Regions from separate parts of the Homo sapiens genome. Here region 2 is linked to region 1. A link is a loop called in an ENCODE intact Hi-C map of the cell type or tissue named here. Cell type or tissue: heart right ventricle. All regions are shown on one strand.

The links. Peaks named below come from ENCODE experiments on the same cell type or tissue, not always from the same donor. Only the 100,000 strongest peaks of a DNase experiment are listed, where the experiment ranks them.
Region 2: a loop joins it to region 1, with 2.7 times the contacts of the local background. A loop is called at or near these places in 31 of 110 quality-filtered maps.

What each region holds. Positions count from the first base shown.
Region 1 is chr1:178,188,471-178,190,970 of GRCh38, reverse strand. The region is part of intron 1 of RASAL2 (RAS protein activator like 2); the gene reads right to left. Among named protein-coding and RNA genes, the nearest start is that of RASAL2, 96 kb to the right of the region's middle. In heart right ventricle, a CTCF peak has its summit at 950 (motif pointing right); a DNase peak (open chromatin) is centred at 960; H3K27ac peaks cover 471 bases.
Region 2 is chr1:178,054,081-178,056,580 of GRCh38, reverse strand. No RefSeq gene overlaps it. Among named protein-coding and RNA genes, the nearest start is that of CRYZL2P-SEC16B, 17 kb to the right of the region's middle. In heart right ventricle, CTCF peaks have their summits at 472 (motif pointing right) and 1,290 (motif pointing left); a DNase peak (open chromatin) is centred at 1,283; H3K27ac peaks cover 2,500 bases.

The DNA of each region.
Region 1 (2,500 bases):
TCCTAATACCTGAAGCCATTAATCCTTACTATTCTTCTGAGAGACAAGCCTTACATCTCTTTGGCATCATCTTTATTTAAAGAACTCAAGTGAATTGTTATAAAAATAAGAGTTTAATTCACATACAAATTCAACTAAGGACAGGTCTTCACCACCTAAAAACCTATGCTCTAAAATGGACAACTCACAGTGACTGTTTATTCCGGCTACATATAGGGGATTTTTTTTTTTTTTAACTATGAAATTACAACAAAGTTTAATATGCATAAGATCACGCATATGAGAAGCATACCAATTTGGAAATTAAACCCTCAAGTCAGAATCTTTCACAAAAATCATTAGATCACGGACTCCTTGTTCTTTACTTTGCACGTAGTTTATTCTAGCTAGATAGATTCCTTCCTGTCAATCTTATCAGTAGCAGCTTTCTTTTTAGATTTCAATGAATCAGTACACCAATGCAGTTCATAAAGCATCAAAAGATTTGATAGGAATTACAAAACAAAAATTAGAACTTAATGAACATATTCAGTTAATCTTAGAAGTGTAAAACCACAAACAAATATTTTAGATACCACTCTGTGTGTAAGGCCTTACACATTTTGTTACCTCTTTTCCTCTAACTGTTCAGAGTATTCTTTTGGTTTTATAAAATTAAGTACCTTCAGTTCTCTTGTGCCTATTTTTGAGATATTGGAAAATATAGACATATACGTAAGAAAACCAAGTAGTCAGCCAACAGCAAGATGAAAAAGAAAATAAACAGGCTAGACTCACTTCTTTGCGATCCCTCCTTCAAGGAAAAAGAAATACACAGTATATACCTGTGTTTCTCAAACTCATTTTAGACCAGATAATTCTTTCTGCGGAAGGTGGGGTAGGGGGCTGAAGGAAAGCTGTCCTGTGAACTCAAGGATGTTTATTTAGCAGCATCCCTGGCATCCACCCACTAGATGTCAGTAGCACACCCTTGCCCCCTTGACATGACACTACTCAGCATGCCCCCAGTTGAGAACCACTGGTTCACAGCACAAAGCAGTAGTTTCAACTTTGTTTTCCCAACATGTACCATCAGTTTACAAAAACAATTGGACATGCATCTCTATCCAGGTGTATTTATAAATTACATTCGTGGACTGCTGTAAATATACATTGCAAAAGATAGAAACATAAATTTAAACACAATGAGAAAAAAACACATAAATAGATGTGCTAATAATTTTATCCTGAACCCCAGAGGATTATCTTTGTACTCCCAGGGATGTATACACCATACTTTTGAGACAACTGGTATAGATTATTTTCAGATTTGATTATCTTATTGGCTCATTTACTGTTTTTTACAGTGAGACTGCGAGGTCATTGGGTTGTGTAGAACATATTCGTGCCATTTATAAACTAGATATAATCACTCCAATATACAATGTAACAGAAATGCTGTGGCCTTTACTGAAAAGTGAAATAACTCTAAAGCTTCCAGAAAAATGTATTCGTTAAATTTTTGGTTCTACAGAAAAGTATACTCATAAGACCAATGACTCAGGATGAATTCTCTGGTTTACTTTGGTCTTTCTTTCTCCTGTATCTGGTACTTGTATTCAAGGATAGACAGATGTCAGCATTTCTACCACACAGTCCTACAACCCTATTTACAAATGGACCCCACTAATGTAGCAAGAATTGGTTATTATATCCTCACATGACAATCAATTTTTATTTAACAAAATTTGTGGAATACATACCAAGGAATATAAGAACTGTAATTATGCTATTGCTGAAGGTCTCTTATTTTATGCCATAATGATTAGCCATAAAATAGTAGTTTGGGAGAATATTATCAGTCATTCATGTAGTAACTCATGGTTGATAATGATGCAGCTGGTATCAATGTCATCACTCCAGATTTACACAGGTAACATAAATCAACATTTGAAGCGAACCACAATAATTGCTATGGTTATTTGCCTTTATCTTGAATGCTTCTAACTACCATATGGGTCTCAATTTTATAACTGGCACCAGTAAATATGGCTCTATATTAAGTGAACTCAGTGGTCCCATCAGAGAAACAGTATTCATAGCTTTTTAGAGGGTATAAAATTTAGAAATTAGGTACTTTTAGTGACTCCTGTGGTTCATCACCCTCAAGCAAAACAATTTAAGCTAGTATACAGATATCTGTAAATAATGAAGAGTATCATTTGCCTTCTAAATAGTAACACTCATTCAATAAATGTTGAATTAGGATCACAGAATGTAAGCTTAAGAATCATAGAATCCGAATGTAAGTTGAAGAATTTTACTACTTCTAAGTTTTATTTGAACATGCTTTTGAGAGGAAATACTTTAAATAATCTGCAAAGTAAAATTCCTTTAGTGGCAGACTTTTTGGTGATGTAATTAATATCGTACTAAAAATGAAACTGCCATCATCCATTTCCTATTATGACCAAGTGACCGATACTGAACTTGCCCTCCTATAAACACCTAGAAAACCAGA
Region 2 (2,500 bases), 130 kb after region 1:
TGGCATAGACAGGTCCTCCTAAAATGCAGATCTTATTAGGGAACCACCATTCCCCTGCTCTTAACCCTTCAGTGGTTCCCCAGTGACCGGAGGATGATGTCTAGGTAGCCCAGTTATGATTTACAAGACTCTTCATGAGCTGGCCCCAGTCTACCGCGAGCTCTCCATGCTGTTCAGCACACCCCCACTACCACGGGGCCAGCCCTACTGCCTTTCTTTCAGTTCCTCAAATATACTGTTTCTTCTCTCCCCCAGCCTTCAAACATGCTCTTTCTCCCTCTGCTCCTAACTCATCCTTCCTTTCATTGGACATTTCTACCCCAGGGAAGCCTTCTGTTACCACCCTGGCTCTGGATTAGGCTTCTCTCCTGTGAACACCCACAAACCTCCTGCTTTACCTACCACGTAACACACTGCTCTGGAATCATTGTGCTTGCTGGCCTGTCTCTCCAACTGAACTGTAAACACATGAGGGCAGCACTAAGCGTTTGCCTTGTCCAGTGTTGTACTCCCAGTAGCTGGCACACAGTAGTGCTCTGCAAGTATTTGTTGAATAAATGGCTACTGTGCAATATGACAATTGAAAGCCCAGTGGTACTTCCCAGATTTACATTCGACATGTTTATTTTAGTTAAGTCACTGCTAAGACACAGGAAGGGCCCTGAATTAGACATGTGTTGTAATTAGGCTGCCCTGACCTCCTCTTCTCCCTTTCACTTTATTCCAAGGCCCTCTCTCATCCCACCTTTTCCACGATGCCTTCTCAGGAATCCTGGTTTGCAGTCATCCGAGTCAGCTTAGGGGCCACTCCCTGTGTGTACATTTACTGGCAAACGTCTGCGTCAGATTTTGTAATTTAAAAAAAATTTTTTTTACTGTTCATTTGAAAATTACTATTAATTATAATTGCTTTTAAATGATTTTACAATTTTGTCTTATCTTTTCCAGGTTTTTCTTGATAGTAGGAAGGATGTTTTCTTTTATTAATCCTGTTGATACCTAATGCTTTTGCAGTACACAATTTGTGTTTAATGAATACACACGAGATAACTTAAACTCTAATTTTTCTTTAGAAATTGAATTTATTATAGTGCCATTGTGGAAATGAATACTAGATCTGTTTGGTGATGTGGCAACTGCACTAAGTTTCTTAAAGGAAACTGTGGTTCCAGGATGGGCTTGGAAGCTGTAGCCCAGAACTATGTGGGCACCGCATCCCTGGTGGGTTGGCAGGAACAGGAAGCCCGCAGCCAGAAAAAACATTGTTCCATGGTGCCCTCTAGTGAGCCAAGGCGCCACCAGGTCAGAAGTCAGGGCCAGAGGCCCTCCAACCTCGGCAGGAAGCAGGATCATCCGGGGAGCCTGACAAAACTGTAGATGTCAGTGCTCCTTCCCAGAATGCCAAGCCAGCAGGGAGATCAAGCCCTTCAATCAGCATCTTCAGGGATCTGATGCACACAGTCCTCAGATCACACTTTGTGAAGTACTGACTAGGTGATGCTCATCAGAAAAAAACTCTCCAGATACATAATCTGAGAACACCCACGCCCATTCTTCTGCTCCTAGGGATGGATCACTGACTTCTTGCTTACTACTCAAGGATGGATTTGGATGAGAAAGACAGAGAGAGGAGAGAGAGAGAGAGGGAAGAAACAGTGTCTACATCTCTGGTATGAATCCAGTACACACAAGAATATTGAGCAGCAAAAAATGGATGGAAACACTGAGCGAATGTTTTAGGGAGGATTGTGTCACCCTCTTTTGATACCTATCTCCAATCCAATAAAGCACTAATGAAGAGCGCTACTTTCCTCATTTTGTACCCTTCCTGGCAACAAGGGTGGGGAGGTGCCTGGCTTTTATCAAGCAAACCATCCACGGCCACCACTATGTCAGACTTTTAAAGTATATCATCTCTAGAAGTCCCTGGAATCATAGAGAGTGAGGCATTCTTTGTACCATACAGAGGGAAGGATTGCTGGACAACTGGTTCAAGCATAGGCAACAGAGAGAATTCACTTTCATGTGTCTGTATTTATGTTCTGTTAACAAACTCACTGTAAAGATAAATACGGTAACAACTGCATCACTTTCTCATTCATAAAAAGGGCCAATTCATGACCAGAAACCCAATAGACAGTGCTCATCAATGACAAAAAAAAAAAAACCACTTCAAATCCCCACCAGTACTTTTCTTCCTTCCTCTTGAAAATTTTATTATTATTATTATTATTATTTATTTATTTATTTATTTTTGAGACAGAGTCTCGCTCTGTTGCCCAGGCTGGAGTGCAGCAGCACAATCTCAGCTCACTGAAGCCTCTACCTCCCGGGTTCAAGCGATTCTTGTGCCTTAGCCTCTTGAGTAGCTGGGATTACAGGCATGTACCATCACATCCACCTAATTTTTGTATTTTTAGTAGAGATGGGGTTTCACCATGTTGGTCAGGCTGCTCTCTAACTTCTGGCCTCAGGTGATCTGCCCGCCTCGGCCTCCCAA